2 separate regions of the Homo sapiens genome follow, and region 1 is linked to region 2. A link is an interaction called in ENCODE POLR2A ChIA-PET data of the cell type or tissue named here. Cell type or tissue: MCF 10A. All regions are shown on one strand. Links, peaks and the distances in the headings refer to the core of each region. The heading gives the core; the rest is flanking DNA.

Region 1 (11,530 bases), core at 1,587-9,586, 120 kb after region 2:
ATGATAGTTGACAAACAGATAGATGGATAGGCAGATAGACAGACAGGTAGATGAGAGATAAAATAAGCCACAACATTTCTCACCAAATAGTATCTCCCTGATCTGGCATTACTATCCAACAGGTCCCATGAATTAACGCAAACTCTATATGACTGTAATGTTAACTCACAAATATTGAGCATTTAAAATATCCCAGGCACTCGATTGTCAGTCACATGTGTTACGTTAATCCTTACAGCAGCCTTATAAAGTGGGTATTATTATTCCTCTTATTTTGTAGATGAACAACTAAGTCTTAGATAGGTTAGGTATACAACTGGCTCAAGGTCACAAACAAAGCAGGTAAGTGGCAGACCTGGGATTTGAACCCAGTTTTGTCTAACTGTAAAGACTGTGCTCCTAGCCTCTTAACAATGCTACTACCCGGTAGTATACAAGCATTTGCTACCATAAAAAAATACTTTAGGAAACTAAAATTGTCACTGATTCAGTTAATTTCCCAGGACAAAAGAAAACCTGGTAGCCTTTAGGGGTTCTATCTAACCATCTGATTTGGACACTCTGAATCATTGTTTATTATCACTTTTGAATGGCTCCACAAAGGAATCATTTGTTGTCAGAGGTTAGTGGCATTGTCTTACCTTCAGTCCCAAGGGCATGAATTTAGCGAAAGCCCAGAGTGTCAAGTAAATAATACCCTCTTCAGAGCATTGCCTCATGGAGAGGGAGGTGCCCTGAGAAGATCACAGACTCTACCTTGGAACGCTTAGATTCCAATTCCTGCTCTTCCATTTTAGCTTTATGACTTTGGGCAGGTCCTTGAAGACCTCAATTTGGTTTCATCCGTGCAATGGAGATGACTCCTCCTGTGAGACATCATTCCTAGAAGTACTTAGAAGTTCCTGCCTCCCATGAGGTGCTCCATAAGTGTTCTTTCACTCCTAACTAGATGGAACCCTTAAAGGGAGTTTTTCTTTTTTTTTTTTTTTCTTTTTGAGACGGAGTCTCGCTCTGTCGCCCAGGCTGGAGTGCAGTGACGCGGTCTCTGCTCACTGCAAGCTGCGCCTCCCGGGTTCACTCCATTCTCCTGCCTCAGCCTCTCAAGTAGCTGGGACTACAGGCGCCTGCCACCACACCCGGCTAATTTTTTGTATTTTTAGTAGAGACGGGGTTTCACCATGTTAGCCAGGATGGTCTCGATCTCCTGACCTCGTAATCCGCCCGCCTCTGCCTCCCAGAAAGGGAGTTTTTCTTCAAGTTAGTTTCCTCTCACAGAAGCCTTGGTCAATGCAAGTATTCCTTCACACCCATCTGTCACCTTTAGAATGAGGCTTTTAAGGATCCCTTTGGCTATTGCATAGTGAGTTATACATGAGTGTGGAGTTCTCTAGCACAGAAGCAGCATCTGACTTAATCTTTGGAAGCAACTGTAAGATTGCACAGTTAACCCAGTAGTAAATTACACAAACATGGAAAATAGAAATCCTTTTTATTGAAAAGGGGGTGTGAAGTCAGGGTGGGAGAAGGAGCCTATTGACCTTAGAAGTTAACAGTGCTACACCAGGCTTTTTCTGCACGGTTGTTATGTTTCAGGGGCCATGATGTGATCTGGGTGTATCTAAAATCTATTGAAGAGAGAGGTTTTTTTTCTGAAAGAGTTTCACTGTATTTCAAAATCAGAGAAAGCAAATCTCTCAAAAACAGAAAAAGCCCTGCAAATAAGATGACTTTTAAATGAGCATCTCATTTACAAAAAGCCTATTGAGAAATAAAATTTGCACCATTAACTAAAGGGCAAAATATCACGATTATCACTCGGACTTGTTAAAAGCAAACTTGCTCCTTGGTCGTTCAGGCCAGTGTTACATGTAAACTGAAACCCTCTTCTGAGACTACATCTAGAAGAAACACATTAGCTGTGCTGTGTGGCGTCAATCTGGGAGGTTTTCATTGTTCTTTAAAACCCACATTATTTAATCATTCTAATCAAACTCCACAAAGGCTGCAAAACAAGTTAGGGTTTTAGTTTGTAAACCAGCTTAGATCCAGGATTTTTACATATTGGAAAACATCAGCTTTAATATTGTTTTCCTGTGTTTAATGCTCTTCAGGATATTATTTTTCAAAAAAGACAAACAAAACATTCAGGAGGCTTGTTTTGTTTTAACATATGCAATACTGTAGAAGTGTATATTTGGTTTTCCTTTGCCAGAATAGAATTTGGCTTTATACTACAAACCCATGTATAACAGAGGCATAACTAATTCTCACTATTTATTGCTCACATCAAGAGAGAAAAGGGAGATATGGTCGGAATTCTCATTGGTAAGAACTGAAATTTCAGACTGTTACCAGCACTATTATGCGAATATTTACAACAATCATATCTCATTAAAAGTGTCATTTCTCCCTTGTTTGCCCTCATTAATATTTTTATGTTTTAAACTTCAGATTCAAAACTGTACACTTAATTTTATGATATATTTAGAAGCAAGTCCATGAAGATTAGGAGAAATGTTAAATGGGAAATATAATTATTTCTTTCTCTAAGAAGTTCTGTACTCCAGGCTCTTCAATGTACTGCATATTTTAAAAACTAATTAGGAAAGAAATTCACTAGCAAATACATCTCTTGAGCTTGAAAACAGTGCTTAGCACTAGTGCCTCGTGTACAGGAGGTGTTCACTATATACTTGTTGAAGGAAGGGAAGGAGGGAGGCAAAGAGAGAGGCAGGGAGGAACGGAGGGAGGGAGGGAGGAAGGGAGGAAGGGAGGGAGTGAGGGAGGGAAGGAAAGAAGGAAGGAAGGAAAAAAAGGAAGGAGGAAGAAGGGAGGGAGGGAGGGCAAGAGGAAAGGAAGGAAAAGTGTTTATATGTGTGTCTTATTTCCCTCTTATCATCAGAATTCTAGAGTTCAGTAAAACTAGAGATAATTTCACCTAGCCCTCTCATTTAGCAAAGAAGAAAACTTCTGGATGTGTTACAATTCCCAAAGACATAGCCCCATGATATTATTTGGGAACCAGAAGTCTTGTGGGTATCAGTCGCAGAAGGCATACATTTCCAATCCCTTTATAACCTTTGGAGTGGCCCTTCAAAGGTTTCCCAAAGCGTAATTTCCAACCTGCATTTCAGGTTACTGGAGATAACAGAAATCTACCTTGTAACAAATATTTTACAGAACATTCAGCACATGGTAGTGGAAAGAGTATAAGCTTTAGAATTAAAGTGAATTCAAACCCAGGTGCTACCATTTACCAGAGTTGAATATCAGATATGTCCTGTTTACATCTTTGAATCACAGTTTTCTCATTTGTGGAATGAAGACCACAATGCCTAAATCAGAGGATTAAAGGAGCTAACATATATATAAAGTGCCTGACAAAAGCTATGGCATTTAGCACTTAGTCAAATGTAATTTCTTTTCCCTCCCCTTATTTTAAAATGCTACCCACAAATATAATACTTACCAATTTTCTTAGTTTCCAAAGTGACTTTCCAAGCATTATCTTACTTCAGTAGGGCAGGGCAGGTGTTACTTCCCGTTTTACAAATGGGAGATTAAGCAACCTGCCCATGTTCACAGGTAGTAGAACTGAGACCCAATCTGATTTCAATGCAGTGAAGTGTCTGTTCTTTGGAGAGCTATTCCCATATAAAATAAAACTGCCATTCAAAAATTTAAAAAATAAAAGATAACCTTCTAGGGTGAAAATCAAATTAGTTAAAAGTAATGTATTTCCAAGTTTCCTATAAACACATGGACAAGAGCAGAGGTTGGAAACTAAGAATAATTCAATTCTGACTTCAGGGTCAGGTTTAGGTGGCTATTAATTTTTTGCTATTACAAGTTCTCTCATCATTTTTTTTATGTACTGTGATATAGCCAGAAATCCCCCACTGCAAATCCATCAGTGCATCTGTACCAAAAAAAAAAAAAACTAGAAAAATATTTGGGTGTGATGGTGCCCTGTCTTGTTTGCATGTATCTTGATTTGCATGAAGCCCACTATCCAAAGCCTAGAAAGCACATTTTATTTCCTTCAGTTGCTATTTTTAAAAATATAAACAGTATAAATCAATGTACACTGATATCAAAATCAACTCTACGAATCAATCCCACTAAGTACTGAGGAAATTCTCATTTTACCTTTTTGATAATCCAGTTCTGTAAGTTTCCTAATTTTACATGCAACACTTTTAGCCTTGAAGAGACATTACAATTTGCTATCACAATATATTTTCCAATAGAAAATATAAGTAATTTCCATCACCCATTGTAGTTCCTGCCTATTACCCAAGTTAGCCTTTACTGTCAACTCTGGTGTCCTTATTTTGCACATGCTTATCTTCATGTATACAAACACTAAATTAAAACCAAAGCCAAATGACAGGCAAAGTTATCATTTTCAAAGTTTAAGATTCTTCTCCTCCAAATCTTCTCTCTACTTCTTTGTAATCATAAAAATCAATAGCAATGATACAAGAGATCATTGCTATTGATCACAGGAGTTACCTTCTGAGCAAACATGATCCTAGACAAAAGAGAATGCCTGCACTACTCTTCCCTAATTTAAATAGAATATGCCATTCAAAATTGCTCAGTGTATTAAAACAATATGAAATAATGCAATGCCCTAACAAATAACAGTTCTCTATTTCCCCTTTTCTCTTGGTTGGCAGAACAAAGATTCATAACTAAAACCTTCAGAATCAGTGAAATTAATTCAGTTTCCACTTTGTGCCTTCTGCTCTGTAAACTGCAGAAAGTCAACTAACAAGACAAGACATGTTTGAATGATTTAACTGACATAAAATCCTCTTCAGCACCCATCTATTCTCAAGAAAGAACTGAAATGCAATAGAATACCAATCTGGTATATTCTATCTCCTTAGCAAAATGATCTGTTGAGAACTTGAGATAAAAATGAGCCAGGAATGTAGGTCAGCCAGAGAAATGAGGAGACTTCAAGTTCAGAAGAGTTCAGAAGGATGAGAGCTTCCAGAGAAGTAGAACTATAGGTCCCTTGAAATAAAATTACTTCATAAGATAATTCAAATGTATTTCAATCTCCCATATTTGGATCATAATCTGTGATGATTAAAAGCATTACCAGATAGAATGTGCTGGTGCATTAAGTAAGGCTTTGTCTTCCCTGGCAAAGTGAAAGAAAAAAATTAGTCAATTGTTTAGGTAAGTCAGCCTAAATATCAAGATAATGGAACAACAGTTGGACTTTACTTAATTTCACCTGCTGAATTCATTTGTATCCTCAGATAGGGCCCTGAATCCGCCTGAATTCATTTGTATCCTCAGATAGGGCCCTGAATCCCACAATAAAACTTACCTGCCCATTGAAACACAGAGGAATTAAACTAAATCATAGTAGTTTAATTTAGAAACCATAGGCCAGAATTATATGATAACTTCCAAAGTTACCTTTCCTTAACTCACCAATAATAATGTCTTTGGTTTCTCCTTTTAATTAGGCCTACTATATTCTGAAGAAAATTCTGTCCTCACTCAGCATTTATGCTGAATGATTTTTCTGAAATGGTGACTAAAACTATCTTCTCTCTTTTTAAAATATCTGTGATTGGTGTGGGTAATGATTATGAAAAGCAAACCACATTTCGAGAAATGCAAATGATTAGAAGGAGCATGAAGTAGTCTTTACAGTATCTAATTAATTCAGGCCTTCTTTTTATAGCAAATCAAACATAGAGATTAAACATTTACTCTGAACACATTATTTTAACTATAACTACTTTATCTAGATATTTTCATTCTGCACTTTGCTTCCTAGATCTGTCCATTACACCTAAAGTCAAAAGGGTGGTGAACAAATATATGACATGATGAAGTAGGGTTATCTCACACCTGAGATCTTTTTTTTTTATTTTCATTTTCCTTCCAATAAAATTTAATTCAACCTCAGAAAAAAACTTCCTAAAATATGTGAATGAGAATTGGCTTAAAACTTAAAGGTGAATTTGACCTGAGACCTTCAACACTGAAGAATTAGTGACAACCCCTCCAGTATTCTGTCATGATTAAAAAAGTACAACAAAACCCTAAACTAAAGGAGATTATAACTTCTTTCTCTCTAACCATCTGGGAACTGTAAAAATGCAAAGATTTCCATCCACCACAACCAGGAAAGCAAAGCAAAGCAAAACAAAACAAAAAAGGAAGTTAAGACATAACTGGTCATAGGTGTACCTCAGACTAAAAAATAAATAAAAGGGTAAAGATATGCTCACACAGACGTATACACACATGGACAAATGAATTATTCAGGAAAACTTTAACTTCTGATTTCTTTTATTCAGGTAACTATATGAAACTGATTCAGGGACAAATTTTGAGCACTCAGATTGGAGTTCTGAGGAATGACTAGAATCATTACACAATGGTCATGCATAGTAATTAGTTTTAATGGAATATTAAGTAGATTGAAGAATAATTATCTTCTCTTCCAAAAGTTCCAAGCATAGGAAATTGTGTTCTTATAAATGTCTTTGTTTTACATATTATATAAATCAATTTTCTACTGAATATGGTTTGAAATTGAAGTGATGGCTAATTTAGTAGTCATTCACTTGGTCTTGCAACATTCTGCATGCATTGTCCAGTTTCACACTGTTAATTTTCAAATCAACAGCTTTGTTTTCAAATGTCCCAAGGCCAATTACTGAATCCAAATATAAACTTTGTAAGTCAAGAAACTCCAAGCAGCAAGAAATTTTAAGTATATAACCATCAGGATTTCAGTGTGCATTGCAGCTCCTCTAATTTTAGGCTTCTTTCTTCTCATATACTTACCAGTCTTTGCAATGTATTTTGCATTGTGATGGGTCTCAGTTTACAGGAAAACACTCACTTTGTTACTCATAGAAGACTTCTCATATCTATTCTGGTCAGTCTCACAGGGTATGTTTATCTTACATGTTATGAACAATATAACTTTTTCTAAAAAGATTTGCATTGCAAAATCCTGACGAACATATATGTTTTGTTAGAACACAATATATGCTTAATAAACAAATGTTTGAAAATCATATTTATATAGAATAGTAACATACTCAACAAATTCTGATTTGAAAGTGAAAATACCTTAAGTTTACACATGCCATGAACGATTCATCAATGTCATTCATTATTTTGCAAGGTATTCTCTTCTCCAGATGAAGCGTAATTTATAAAACTGAAGAAAAATAAGTCATGTTATGGGCAAATGTATTTATTCATTTTTATTACAAGAGGGATTTTTATAACACCATTGTAGGAAATAATTGTGTCTGAAAGAATGAAAGATTCTGGAGAAGGAATCTTTAGAAAAAAGAAAGCCTACTTCTGTTTTGGAAATTGGAATAATGTATGCATACACATGAAGAATTTTCAGAAAGATGAGCGGCGTAGGGGGGTCATTTACAAATGCCTGTCACTAGAGTCACTAAAAATAAATCAACCCTTACTTAGGAATAGATCAACTTTAAAAATTTTGCTTTAGGTGGTAAACTAGGCACTAGCTTCAGCTTCCCTTTTCTCAATACAAATTTTGTTAGTCAGTGGTAAGCTTTTTAAAATGAAGCGGAGGCGATGGGAGCGTTTCTATCTATTCATCCAAAAAACATGAAATATAGTAAAATATGGGAGACAATTCATTTTCCTTTTTAGTATTAAATTTCAAATTACTTATTTATGGTGAAATTTAAAGATTTCTTCCTAGGAGATATTATCATGATGTGTTTTTCAGAGGAATTATACCACAGCTTAAATGCGTGTCAGCTATCTAACAAGATATTCATTTGTGCATCTCCTTAGAATAAAAGTAAATTAGGTAAACTCCACACTTACACAACATAGAAAAACTCCTTGGTAAAATCAGTCCATTTTAGTTAATTTATAAATGAGATAAAATGAAACAAATGTAAAGTATTCATATTAAAAATACCAGATTATATATTGCCATTTTTAAATAACAAGGTTACTTAGAGCTATTTTAAAGTTTATTGATTAAATAAGAAACAATTAAATCTAAACTCTAAGAAGCAATTAAATTTAAATATATTAAAAATATGCTCCTCAACTCTGTTCAAAACTGTTAAAACAGACAAGAACTCAGAGTAACTTCCTAAATAACTTTATATGTACCATTAGTTGCTATGGCAGTTTACATACATTACAGTTAGTACCCACAGTCACAAAGAAAATCACACAAAACATTAATCCCCAAACGATGAGCATATAGTCCTTTCTAACAAATACTGTACATGGAGTACCCAAAACCGGTGAAAAGGTATATCCAAATTTAGTTCTGATTTTTGAAACTTTGTTCTCAATTACTACACAAACCTACAAATACAACGCAGAAACTTTTTTTTCCAATTTATTTATAAAGTCAAAAAAGTGACTGGTACTTCTCTATACATGCATTAACCCTGACATAGTTCCTCTTTGCTAGCTTAAACACAGCCAACCTGAAGTTATCTTAAACTGCAAGTTTAAACTTATTAAGATAAACACTGAATATTACACTTAACTGGGTTCCATTCTGCCCAAAAAGAGATATTAAATGAGCCAAATACTTGTTTTAAAAAGTCTCATTGTCCAATTCAGACATTTCTATGTCACTTGATGAAAAGGCATTTTGAGATTATGATATACTATACTGCAGGTTTATTGTAAAACAAACAGTATACTTTATTATCACAATTAAAGCTGCAAAATTCATGGAATTTTTCCACTATCCCACAACTAGATTTACTTCTAATTATCGTCTATTTGGCAAAGTACTTTAATAGGGGGATTTGGTTTGCAGTAGCCATGTAATAAGCACAAAGTAAATCAATCTTTATCATTTTTCAGAGGAAATTGCAAAAACTTTACCACCAGGCAAAATCTATAGTTTTGATTTGTTTTTAACTATTTACAACTGGTGCAAATATTAATTGTGTCATTTTCATCCCGCCCCCCCCGCAACCCCTTCCTTCCTCACTTCTACCCGTTTTAAGGTTCAAATTATTTGGTGGCTGTTTGTTTAAAAACAACACTGTTAAGTATCTTCATAAACTTTTTATGCTGAGCATCTGCTTACAAAAAAGGTTAACTCGCATCTAACTAATGTTAAATGTAAGAAATGAGTCTTGTGTTACCCAGTTGGGACAAATTCCTGGCTGCGGAGTTAGAATGGGAAAGTTACAGGCAGGCTCCTGTAGTCAGTCATTGATGAAGTTAGGAGAGCTTGACTTGAGAAATCTCACCTTTTGAGCTGCTTTAGAGGGACTCTTGTTTTTGCTGCCTTTGGGTCTTCCCCTGGGTCTCTTAGGAGAGGGCTCACCGGTTGGTTCCTAATTGTGAGGGAAAAAAAAATGCTGTTGTGGCAAGAATGTCTGAAAGAAATTGACCCTGACTCTTTAGCTATATTTTCTGCATGTGCTGCTCAAAAGAGCTGTTGGAACACGTTCAGTTCAAGCATAAATGGATGATGATGGTACAGAGTTTACAGAAAGGGGAAATAACTATACTTTTAATGCAAGGGTTCAAAGAGGAAACTCTATTTTGTATATGAAAACTAGATTCTACTTCAAACCTAAAATGGTAACAAAGACTGAAGAGGCATGTTCTAGAAAGAAAGTCATATACTTTTAAGGTGTAAAGTTTACAGGGCTATGCATTTGGCAACTCATAGGAATAATAGGCATTTTAAACGAACACCACTCTGCATTATACTAGCATTTCAAACAACAGAAATACGAAGCTACCATCACAGATATTTCAACAATCTTCCATATTGAAAAGGTGGCCTTTAATCATCTTTGTATACCTGCCTTCTAGGTGGATTATGATTCAACTGACACATTTTGAGTGAAATACTGGAGCAATTATTCAAGTTCTTCAGTTCAAAATAACTCCATTCCCCCTAAAATTTCCAAATAATTATAGTAAATCTATGGTGGGAGGTTTTGCTTGAATCATCTAGTTAATTGCTTCAATTCTCCACTTCCTTTTGGAGATGCAGGCATGGCCTCCAGTCTAAATTTAAATATCTTTTGATAAAAATAAACATATTTTCTTCAAAACTTTCTTTTGAGAAAACTCTTATGGGGGTGGAGTGGAGAAAACTAAAAGGAGGTAAAAGCGAGGAGGAATGGAGTGTCTGGGAATGAGAAATGGAAGCAATCACTTGGTTTAGCAAAACTTTAAATGGCTCCTATGCCAAGTAGTAAATACTCAAGTGGTTAAGAGAATGCGATGATTAATATTCCAGATCCCAAATATTTATCCAGTGAATCATCTATTCACATTTCATTCAGATTCGGTGATTAAGTGAGACTAATTAACTTAAAACCCATGAACGTCCTCAATGAAAATTCGCATCCCATTTAGAGAATTCGGGAAGGTTCCCTGCAAGCTTCTGTGGGACCACTAGCACCAGTGGGCACATCGAGAGCAAACACATCGGAGACAAATTTTTCTTTCTTTGTGAACTCTGCCTTAACTCAAAGGTAAAGTATCCAATCACCTCCAGACCCCATTGTAATTTCTTTTGGATTTTTTTTTTTTTTTTGGAGGGGGGGCAATTAGTGAGTTAGAACTGGGTGGCGGGTGGGAAACAAGTGGGGGAGGGCAGAGACTTCCTGGGAGGTGTAAAACAGGATTCAAATGCGGTGTAAAGTGTCGCTTGGGCAGAGCGGGAAAACTCAGGGGCCTCTAGATCGGCTTGTTTCCTTTGATGATTTCAAAAAGGTACAACTCTCAATTTTTCTAAAATGCACTGGCAAGCAAACATTGTTCAGTTTCCCCACCTTGCTCTCGGACAACTTTGGGACTCTAGGATTATTTTCTAATCGGCGTGTTTGCCATGAAGGAAGCGATTTAAGACTAAGCAGAGAGCAAGTTTTAAAGCCCGAGAAAGTGGAGTTTAAATGTTCTCAATAGACATATCCCGCTCCAACTCTGCCCGCCGCGGCTTGGAAATTACAGCGAACAAAACCCCCAGCCCTGCGCGCTGAGCGCAGCTCTGCAAGCGCCGGCTGCACGCTTAATTGGTTGCATCCGCAGACAAAACCCTCCACTCCGCAGGGTCCCGGGCGCCCCTCGATCGTCCCCTACTCAACCCCCGGCCACTGGCCTTGGAGAAGAGCATTTAATGGCTGCAGCTCTGAGGCGCGAGATCCAGGGGCAAAAGGGGGACCGGGCCCCTGACAAGGAAGCGACCCTGGCTACCCTGCACTCTCTTGGACACTCCTTTCAACGCGCCCTTAGCTGGGCGAGTTAACCCCGTCCTGCGGGGAACCAGGCTCCCCGTAGCCCCTGCCCCGGGCTCCCTCCGGCGGCCGCCGCATATTTAAAGAGCCCAAAAAGGACCAGGCAGCCGGGTCTCCATGCGTTCTTTGTCGGGAGGGCGCGAGTCTTGGGCCACCGAGAGCTTGGAGGAGGGCGCCAAGGGGGCGGCTGCGGCGCGCCAGCCCCCGACCCGCGAGCAGCCCCGGGAGGCGGGAGAAAGAGCCTCCGGCCCCCAAGA
Region 2 (11,530 bases), core at 2,260-10,259:
CCCATTTCCTAGATGGATAAATAGAGCAAAGAGAAATTAATTAGCCCAGTGATGGGGCCAGAAAGAAAAACGTAGGTCTGTTTACACACTGCTGAGCCCTTTTCTTTAGATGTAAAATATTTAGTTGTGCTAAAATTTTTACCACCTCAAAAGCGATTCTGAATGTAACCCCTCAAAGTGCTGTTGAAGGAAGGATATGAGGCTGAGTTAATCCAGATTGCCTCATGGGAAAGCCATCTGGGAGGGTATTTTGAAAGAAACAGATGGAAAAGGAAGAGATTCTTTTGAATGTAGTGTAAAATTTACATTATCCTCCACGAACTTTCACGTAGTTTTCATGTTTATATAATTCATCACTGTGTCATTACACAATATAAATTAGGTAGCCCAATGAGCTCATGTTCTTTTTTATAATTCTGAGTCTGAACTCTCCTATAAAGGGCAAATCTGGAACAGGGTCTGTAAGATAGCCAGATTGATCCTTGAAGATCAACTCAATCCACTTGTGGCTTCTTTGAGATTCTGAATTCTCTTGGGAAAAACAACTGTGATTTCACTTATATTATTTCTTGATGTATTAATGTCCAACTTGCAATCAGTTCTAGCCATATTAATAATCTCCACCTATGATGTATTTGTTCTTGCCTCTCTACCTTTCTATATGCCATTCATCTCATCTGTAATTTCTTTCCCTTAATTTATGTTTCAGTTTTCCCTTCTGCAACTCAACAACAACAAAATCAAACAAAACAAGAAAATTCCAGTCTTATCATCCCCTTGATAACCTGAGGCATTCCACTCATTCATCTGTATCCCCCGTGTGTCCCATACACATTGACATTCTGTGGTCATTTGCTCAACAAATGTTCAGACATCTTCTCATGTGTTTTCATGGAGTGTCTTCATCTCTAGTTGCATATTAAACTCACTTAGGGAGTTCATAAAAAATATGATGGATCTCCAGACCAAATAAACAGAATCGCTGAAGGGTGGGGCCATGCTGGGGAGGTAAATGTTTAACTACTTGCTCCTCAGGAAAAAAAAAAGTCCTGATTTGTAGTATTTGTCACTTTCCATGGTGTAAATACTCCCACCATAGTGGATTTCAAGCTACCTACTTGACATCACTGAACACAGAATTCAGAAGAGATGTTCACTATTTGCTCACAAGGGCTGGTTCCAGCATACCACTGGATAGGACACAGGCATATACATATAAATACATTTCTCAGATGCAGTGACTGTTTTTCTTTGTTTGACTCATCTTCCCTATGACACTAAGCACAAGGGCTGAATCAATATTAACAAACCACATAAAGTGATTAATCTATAGTTCACAGCCTGTGATGCAAATGTGAACTCTGCCTCATCCTTTGACTCAAATGCACAGAATTATCAATTTACTTTCTCTTGATTTTTGTACAGTTAAAGGATGAGAGGCTAAATATATTTGGGTTCTCCTAATGAAAATGTCAAGTTTTTGTTTATATGTATATATTTTTAAATATTGCTTAAAGACGCACAAACACTGGGTTTTTTTTAGCACCCCTCTCCCACTCTTAGCTTTTAGGTATGGGAGCAGCAATGAAAATGATTTTTTTCATGGTAACTCTGTTTTTATTCCACTTAAAGCTCATATGTAATTGTTTGAAGACACTTTCCTTGGATCCTTTCATGTGTTTGGAAGTTTCAATTCTCTTCTAAGTGGCATTTTTAGAGAACAGTAGATATATAAGATTGCCCGGGTGGTCCTTCCCAGGCAAGGCAACATTGACCTAAGAAAACAGGATGCAAGGTAGATTTGTAAAGACTTCTAGGGAAAAAAATTTCATGGATACTTAAAATTACATGAAAGAGTTCTACTTAATTTGATAGCTCATGACACTGCTTACTACTTATTTTAGCAGGTTCAGCATGATACCACCTGGATCTCCAATGACTATTTACATACAGAAGGGAAGAGAACAGCAGGACGTTCTTATACTTTAATACTGGCTCACATTATTAGCAATCCTGGTTAATTTATACTTCAGTTTTGTTTTCTTCAAGATATGCTTCCTCAATAAATATGTTTTTTTAATGTTTCTATGTACAGATTATAGTGAGGACAAGGTGCTCCAGGAATATGGGGCAAGAGACGTAGAGCTATTTTCCAATTTGATGTTGCCAAAAACTTCAGAGACTGTGATTCAGTTATTTAAATAAGATCTAAGAATGCATCAGTCTGCACGTTAGTATAACTTAATTTCCAAGTATTCTAGCATTCTTTGGAGTGTTTTGGGATCATCAAATATTATGAAATTGTTCAATGAAGAAATATGTTTCCAGTCATGAATCATTAAATATAAGTCTGGTGTCAACAGAATATAGACAGTCAGTTGGAAGGACAAAATTTGATGTTTAAGAATTGGTAAAATATAGGATAAGATTAAATATTTGTTTTACATATGAGGCAATGTAATAAAATAGTTTTATTTTTAAAAGAATTTATATTTGCTTTGTACACTTAAGACCTTACATTTTGGGAGGTTTTCATGGTACGATTGCAGACTATATATTCCTAACTTTGAAGGCTACAACACATTTTCAGGAATACTGCAGGACGATAACCAAAAGTAAGAAAATGCGAAATAAGGTTTAGTTTGGGGACATTTTTCAGTACATATTTCACTTTTTATATTAATTGGGAGAAAAAAATTAATGACTATGTCTTACCTGAGCAGGCTTCTTCTGAACAACTTGTTGTGGCTAAGGAGGAAAAGAAAAAGATATATTTTAAAAGAAAATATACATTATAGAAAAAATTAGGTGTACATATTTTAAATACAGATACTTGTCTGCAAAGGAAAGAGGAAAGTATAAAGTTCAACTGGTATATCCAATGTTAAAAGTGTTTATACTTGGCCAGGCATGGTGGCTCACGCTTATAATCCCAGCGCTTTGGGAGGCAGAGGCGGACGGATGGCTTGAGCCCAGGAGTTGTAGACCAGGCTGGGCAACATGGTGAAACCCTCTCTCTACAAACATACAAAAATTAACAGGGTGTGGTGGCGTTGCAACTGTAGTCCCAGCTACTCAGAGGCCTAAATGGAAGGATCACCTGGGCCAAGAAAGGTCAAGGCTGCAGTGAGCCGTGATCATGCCACTGCACTCCAGCCTGGGTGACAGAGCAACACCCTATCTCAAAAAAAACAAAAATGTCTATTCATGATCTCTCTATATTAAGGAAATACAACATAGGTTATCTCAGTGAAAACAATTCCAATTCCCAATTAAATTCTGGCATACAAGCCAACTAGCTTGAAAGAAACTTAACTGTTTGATTCACTTTGTTTTTAGCCTATATATCACAAAACTGAGGAGTGAAGGTACCTAATTTGTTAATATTTTATTTTTTTAAAACACCTTCACTGAGACATAATTTACATACCACATAATTCACTCATTTAAAGTATATTTTAGTATATTCAGAGGGTTGTGCAACCATCACCACAGTCTAATTTAGAACACTTTCATCTCCTCTAAAAGAAATCTTGTACCCATTAGTGGTTACTCCCCACTACCCTCCACGTCCCTAGCCACCTCCCATGCCTAAGTGACCATGAATCTACTTTCTGTCTCTATGAATTTACCTATCCTGACATTTCATGTAAGTGGAATCATACTATATATGTAGAGTCTTTTGTGTGTGGCTTCTTTCACTGGCCTAGGGTTTTCTAGGGTCATCCATGTGGTAGCATCAGCAGTTCATTCCTTTTCATGCTAAATAATTTTCCCTTGTATGGGTATACCACATTTTACCTATCCATTCATTAGTTGGTGGACATCTGGGGTGTTTCCACCCTTTGGCTATTATGAATAATGCTACTATGAACATTTATATACACGTTTTCGTGCGAACATGTTTTCATTCTTGGGTATGTACCTGGGAGTGGAATCGCTGGTTCATATTGTAATTCTTTGTTTCACTTTTTGAGGAGCTGCCAGACAGCTTTCTAAAGCAGCTGTACCATTTTGCAGTCCGTCCCACCAGCAATGAATCTGGAGTTCCAATTGCTCCGTATACATGCCAATGCTTGTTATTGCCTGTCTTTTTGCTTGTAGACATCCAAGTGGATGTGAAGTTAAACATCATTGCTGTTTCAATTTGAACTTCTCTCACAACTAATGATGTTGAGCATCTTTTCATGTGCTTATTGGCCATTTATATGTCTCCTGGGAAGAAATGTTTATTTAAATCCTTTGCCCATTTAAAAAAAATTTGCTATCTCTTCATAACAAAGTTGTAAGAGTTCTTTTAATGTTTTGCATTCAAGTCCCTTATGATTTGCAAATAATTCTGTGAGTTTGTTCAGTTTCTTCGTGGTATCATGGGAAGAATATTGTGTTATATTGTGTTATATCTGTATCTATTGTATGTGTAGAGCAAAACTCTCCTCTTTTGAGTGAAACATCCGAGGGAATGTTTTTCTGCCTGCCTAACTTTCCAATCGAGTATTAGAGAATACTTCTTATTTCTTTGGCATTATAAAAGATGGATTTGAAGCCTGAGCTTTTCGATGGATTATTTGCTTCCAGTCCTCACTCTCATGTCTGAATATAGGCATGTATTATTCTATCTACACATCGCTGAGATTTGTGAGTACACCTGAGGTACTCTGATGTGGATAGCGACATGCTTTCTTGCACCAGTTCTCCCAAATAACAGCACTTAGGATACGTTCACTATTCACTAGCCCCTGTTCATTCATTCTGAGAGCCCCTTCCTCTCAGAGTTCCTCTCAGTGGTACAGTGGTTTATTGCTGGTACATTAAAAATTCCATATAAAAATCATTAGAGCTTTTTTTTTTTAGATGGACAGAATAAAAATAAAATAAATGGCAAGGTACTTTTGCTCAAAGGAAAAGACGTTCTTCCATTTGACTTTAAATCACAGTAAAGATGACGTCATCACAAAAGCCCAAGTTTTGAGATGATGTTTTCTCCAGGGAAAATCGAACCAAGAACGATGAGGACTTCTTGCCTCTTAGGACACAAAAGCGTGGGCTAATAGAGGATTCATTTCCAAAGGGTCATTTGGAAGAAGAGAGCACTCATCTTCCTCCCATTTTTCCCTGTTGATTACACCTGTACACATGTTTACTCCCAAACCGTTTCAAATCCACATACATTCTTGCAGGCTGACTGGTTCCTACTGCTCAGAAATCCCCCTCCTTTTTTGGCAGAGGCTCCCGCATTCATGTGACTCCTGCACACTGCAGCTCAATGAAATCCTCTGAAAGAGCTGCCAGCTCACCCAATTTTCCATGAATTAGGTCCTGACACTTCAATGAGGGGAAAGACAATGTCTGAATCTCTGCCAGCCCTGGCTCCCGGCCTAGTCCGTGTCACGGAACTTCTACCAGCTACCCTCAGACACAGCACTTCATACTTTTCAGACCACCAAACAAACAGACCCTTGAATACTTTCAATGTTGGTTGGGGTTATGGCTGCCAGGATGTTTTCCCAGCCTCTGGCACCCAATGGCTCCAGACTGTGCCGAGAAAGTTTTTGTTGTTGTTATTTTGTTTTGTTTTTATTTTTATGAATGGCTTTGGTAGAAAACGCAGACTGAAGCATAATACTACCACCATTCATAAAAAGGGAAAGGAAACAAACTGCTGTCTGGAAAGCTTTTTGGACGCCAAACAAACTGTAAGTCTCTTATCTTCCTTGGGGCATCTCTCGGCTCAGAACTAAGTGTTGATTCTTAGAAACCAGTTGCTCCTCGGGGTTCTTGGCATTAAAAACACGACTGGCCACTAGAGTTTTATAAGACCTGAATAACATCAATGATACATATTAGTCTTCTGTGTTGTTAACAGTAAATTTTCATGCACCTTAATAAATGAGTAATATTTTGCACATGCATTTCCTATATGAAAGCTAGAATCCTTTATATTTTTAACATCTGCCCCTTTGTTACTGGGAGGGTCCAGGCCTTACTGTTTTCATTTTCTCACAGGGAAACCAAGGCATAGGGAATTTAAATAATCGTCTGAGATCTTTTTCTAAAACCAAAACAACCCGAGTCTACTGATTCTCTTAATCCCTGATATAATGCTCTGAAGAAACCCAGTCTGTTCCTTGAAAAAAAGAAAAAAGAAAAAAGTCAAATCGAGATCCAATCCAGGAGAAGCTGTACTTCCCGGCTTTGATTTTCATCTCCAGATTGTTCAGCAGGGCCTAGTTCTGATTCCTCCAGGTTGCTGATGAAAAGTGAATCGCAGGGGACAAGAGTCAGACCTGCAAAGTCCAGCTGCCTCACCTCACTTGGAGATTCTTCCTTCATTATCAGTTGTGGAGGGGCTGAGTCCCTCTTAAAGGTGTGTACATCATAATGACTGTTCAGTGAACAGATAGCAAAGCCTTTCAAGTTGTTTAGACAAATCTGATGATCCAATTCTAAGTGTGCACATAGGGAGTTTATACAGTTTAGGCACTTGGTCAACTTGGCATGCAAACCCTTCAATGCACTGAGATTTTGAGTTCATTATGTTGAGACTATTGCACCTTTCAAAAAGCTTGTAATGAAAATCCTCATTCCATGGTTGCATTGAAACTTCTAAAATACAATGGGGTGAAAGAGAGCTTCCTCCCAGAACAAAACATCAATAGCAGCATTGACAAAATCACCAAAGGACTTTGAAGAAATTTTTTGGATTAACAGATGTTAAAACGAAACTGTGGCCGGGTGTGGTGGCTCATGCCGGTAATCTCAGCACTTTGAGAGGATTGTTTGAGCTCACGAGTTCGAGACCAGCTTGGGCAACCTAGCAAGACTTCATCTCTATTAAAAATAATTAGCCAGGTATAGTGGCGCATGCCTGTACTCCCAGCTACTCGGGAGACTGAGGTGGGAGGATTGCTTGAGCCTAGGAGGTTATGGCTGCAGTAAGCTATGATCACACCATTGCACTCCCGCCTGGGTGACGGAGCAAGACTCTGCCTCAAAAAAAAAAAAAAGTGGTGAGAATTCAAAGACCCCATGAGTTGAACATACCACGTGAAGCTTAAAAGGGCTCTTTCTAACCACATGGATTTCAGTGAGTAGTTCTCTGCAGTCTAGCCCTTAGAATGGACTAGCTCAGCCACAATTGAAAGTATAATGCTTAAGCAAATAAATATCATTGTTAAAGTATATACAAATAGCTTAGGGTACAACATGCTAAGAAACTGTAGAAGATAAGCAAAAGGAAAGGACATATTTTTGGATTTCTGAGGTCATACAGCAAATGAACATTTCTCCAAATGGAAGAAAAAAAGTTACTGAATTTTTAAAATCCACAGAGTATTTGGATTTTTAAGATTTTGTAGAGAGACACTTGTGTAGGAAATGGTCTGCCATTCCACCTATTTCAGAATAATTAAGAAGTTCCTCAGCCCTCCTAAGAATACAATCTATGGTTCCAGGAAGTCTAGGTATTTTAAAGCTGATACTCAGACAGCTAAGCCACTCCTTCTGGTAGGTATTGAAAGAAAATCCTTGCTAACAAAGGACCCAGACATTAGTAGTTCATTTTAGTACTAATCTAAACATTAAATAAAAAGAGGCTTGAATTGAGCTTACAAACTTAATTTTTAAAAAAAAATTAGGCACAATGTATGGTAAAGCAAACATGATTATTATGTAAAGGGTCTCAAGTTGACCTTAGAAAGAAAGAAGCCCTTCACATGGCTGTCTGTGCAGATGAGTCTCTGGGTTTAATGTAAGCAGCAGAATTTTAATATAATTAGATCCTTTGCTTCTTGCCAGGCAGTAGTAGGTGATTTTGCCCACTTTGTTTTAAAATCATATGATTTTGTTTTAAAATCATATGACCATTGTTCAACCAATAGGTACTTCTGTGCCATAGCATAATCTTTTTTCATGTAGATTGTTTTCCATTCTCATAGCAATATAGTATAAGACAGATCTTCTAGCTATTTACTAATAAAGAATGTAAAAACCCTAATTTCTATAAAAATTCCTCAATGAGAGTTACATTTTGGGGGCCTTTCACACCTCACAAAATAGCATCTCACAGGATCATCTGTTATTTAAAATTTTAAGTTAAATATGGTGTCATATTAAAAATGTTTACGCAAAAGATATTTGTTTTTCAACTTCCAAAAGAGTCCTTTAGATGTAAGCCAGCTCATTGAACTAGTGAGGTTTATGATCATGTTTGTATCCACACAAGTGTAGCCAGTTTTATCTGCCTGAACTGACAGATGAATATATCCCTACCATATAGACAACATTTCAATAAATACATAGACCTATTACTTAATCACTTCACTGATTTCTAGACAAAATTGACCGGTTATTTATAGAAAAAATGTTCCAAAATATTGAATAAGTAGACACAGCTCAAATTCTAGACAAGTAATCATCCAATCTCTCTGCAAACACTCCAAATGGCCATGAACCATCAAGGCCAGCAGCAGCCTCGACTTGTGTGGTTGGGCACATTGATGGGAGTGGCTTTTGACTTGTGGTGTGAACAATATCCTTCTTCACCCTTTGTCCAAAGTTATTTAAAGGTTCAAAACACAACCTTTCTCTCTGTATAGAACATTCACCGAGATCCACTTTCATTTATGTGCTGTGAAATATGCTCTTATCCTCAGAAATTTCACAGTGCTGTCCTGAATATATTTTCTTTGAATTTGACATTTACCTGGCTGAAGGAGGATGACCATTATCAAGAATTTGCCTTTCACGAAATTATGTGATCGACATACTTGTTCATGGCCCTCCGGATTTAGTTTTAAAACTTCAATATTCCAGAATGTCAAGATTTGTGTTTGGGTCACTTTTCAAAAAATGAACTTCAGGCTTTGGAGGCTTTGAATCATTTTTTTTTTTTTTAAAGCATAAGAACCTCCCCCACACCTTTTATGTTAGATCTTATGTGGAACCCTACAACAGAAAGCAGACAAAATGGTATTTCTGAGACTCATTCACGTGGCCTCCACTCCAATCCATCTCTGCCCTCCCAGGATGCCCCTGAGGCCCCTCAACGAAAAACTGGAGCTCCAGGGGAGGTTAAGTAAAAAAAAAAAAATCTTAGGGCTAAGCATGTTGGCACATGCTTTTAGTCCCAGCTACTTGGGAGACTGAGGCAAGAGGACTCGAGTCCAGAAGTTCGAGGCTGCAGTGTGCTATGATCGCACCTGTGAGTAGTCACTGCATTCCAATATGGGCAACATAGCAAGACTCTGACTCTTAAAAAACAAAAATCTCTGATTTCTAGATGCAAACCCTCCTGCAGACCTGTATCACCAGGATAGGTGGAGGCAGAGCGTCTTCATAGCATTCACCCCGTGTGACTCATACTATCAGGTTGAGCTAGCTGAACTGGCATTTTTGTAGGTCAGAACCAATCAATTATCAGCAATTTCATATGGTTTAATCCCATACAATCAAGATAAGGTCTTTCTAATTCAGTAAGGTAATTTTTGTGACTTGTCATTAGGCTGTATTAGGCAACAGATTTTTGTACCTTCTGCGTAGCTTTTTGTACCTTCTGAGATCCTGTACTCAATTTTTCTGCTCACTCCTCTCCAGCCTGGATCCTTCCCCTTACACTTATTTTACCAAAGACTGCCAGATTGTGGTGAAAAGAGGGATTGGCCTATACCAGGTGTGGTGTTCCAGTTTCTTGCTTATGCTGTGGTTGTTCTTCCAGAGCACCAGGACTGTCTTTGTGGCCATCTGGCTAGATTCTCATACCCACTCCAAATCCACCTGAACTCTACCTCTTCATTGAAACTGGATGACTGAAATAATTTGTACATAACACATCTCTGTGGCTATCCAAGGAAGGTCTAGAATGAAAACTGTCACTTTGAATTAAATTTAAAATTAATGGTCAACTCAGGTATTGATCAGATATAGGGGAGTTCAGTTTGAGGTATTCTACAATAGTAAGTGATCAAAAAGTTTTAATGTACCTAAGGAATGTATTTTGATAATTAGATAGGAATATGATATATCTGAAGTTTGAAGGATTTATTTCAGATCAAATGTTGATGCAACATTGTGAGGATGAGACTCAGCTACAGCTAGCTATACAAATCACACCTCTAGGTACCACTTTTCTGGGGTTGAAAGCTTTTCTGTTTTAGTGCTTCCTAAGTTGGGAATGAACCTGCCCCCTAGTGATGGGAGGCTTTGGTAAAGAGGAGAAACCATCTACCAGGAGTAGCTAGTCAGGGTTTTCTCTGAACCTAGAAAAAGCCTAGGTTAGGTCTTAACTTCCATTCATTGTGCCTCCTGTGTGCATTTAGAGATGACTGTGAAATGTGTGTACACATGTAGCTATGGGTGGTTACAATTCAACAGTAACATCTGGCCCTTATGGTGCAAAGGAGATTTTGTAGTTCTCTGTACAAAGTCTCCTAAGAAGCGATAAATCTATGGGGGAGTTTTGGCAAAATCTCTGGAATTTCTGCTTGGTATTGTGGAAGAGGGGAAGTGTTCTTTATTTTCTATTCTACTTGGCTTTGCGCTTAGACTTTAATGCAAAAGACAAAAGTAAGCATCATTTCAAAAGTATTTATTGGATTATTATAGCAAAGTGCCCTCACTGCTGCTGGCCTTGTTTCATCTGCTCAAGGATGAGAATAGCCACAAGCTGCTCTAGTTAGTGTTGATTAACATCAGACTGCGTATGTGTGGCAATGAGCCATAGCAGCTCTCATGAGAACAGACTGGGGGGCTGATACTTTGGAGTTTTTGCCTTCCCTCTGGTGCCTTTCAGACACCTTTGGAATGGAGTGAAAAGATCAATGGGAAGCCCTTTAAAAATCACAGTGTCATGATTAGTTTCAAAATGTATCCTTCTGGATTCTGACCTGATGAAGTGGTTCATTGGCTCATCGAATACTAATTGATATTTGAACTATATGACAGGCAGGAACTGGGTGTAGAAAACAAAGAAGAAATCTTTCAAGAAGCCTAGAGTCTAATGGGGGAGACAAATGAAAAACAGATATTAGAGTACAATGTACAATTTTAGATTAATATTTTTTTCCTACAATGTTTTCTTAAGTGCGGGGAGGCGTGCTCATCAAATATGGAAAAGATAAATGTATGAAAGAAGAGATGACTATTTTCTTTATAATAGGGAAAATGAAAAAGTAGAGATAAGGTCACTGAAAAAAAATTCCAGAAGAAATTTGAAGACGAAGTAGAAGAAAAGTATCACTTTTTCCCTATCACAAAGAAATACATTAAGAAAATTTCTTTGCCTTCACTTTGGAAAGTTAAAGATTACAGTTAAGCTTAACAAATTAGAAAGCAAAAGATGTGGTTTGGGGATAGTGTTGTCAAACCATGGTTAGTGTTAAGGGGATGCTCCGGTGTGCTCCCGAGTTATAGCAGTTTAATAGGCATTTTTGTTTTACAGGAGATGGTTGTGCTCTGAGGAACATAAAGCAGTCTGAAGTAAACAGTCGCACACAGGTGGGGTAAAGGAATACACAGTCTCAGAAGTTGACTT

What was found. ChIA-PET counts read pairs that join two places held together with the same protein. Peaks named below come from ENCODE experiments on the same cell type or tissue, not always from the same donor. Only the 100,000 strongest peaks of a DNase experiment are listed, where the experiment ranks them.
Region 1: POLR2A ChIA-PET joins it to region 2 with 12 read pairs; 5 of 35 experiments call an interaction of 5 or more read pairs at or near these places.

The regions. Positions count from the first base shown.
Region 1 is chr12:65,825,824-65,837,353 of GRCh38, reverse strand. HMGA2 (high mobility group AT-hook 2) reads right to left here. Exons shown (of 5, transcript NM_003483.6): 2 at 9,267-9,353. It also overlaps the pseudogene RPSAP52. Among named protein-coding and RNA genes, the nearest start is that of HMGA2, 7.1 kb to the right of the region's middle. RefSeq lists an enhancer at 11,144-11,530. In MCF 10A, for the core only: no CTCF peak of the experiment used is centred there; no DNase peak of the experiment used is centred there.
Region 2 is chr12:65,942,601-65,954,130 of GRCh38, reverse strand. HMGA2 (high mobility group AT-hook 2) reads right to left here. Exons shown (of 5, transcript NM_003483.6): 4 at 2,716-2,748. It overlaps HMGA2-AS2 (HMGA2 antisense RNA 2), which reads left to right and starts at 5,424. Exons shown (of 4, transcript NR_199060.1): 1 at 5,424-5,696; 2 at 6,007-6,367; 3 at 11,438-11,493. In MCF 10A, for the core only: no CTCF peak of the experiment used is centred there; a DNase peak (open chromatin) is centred at 5,280.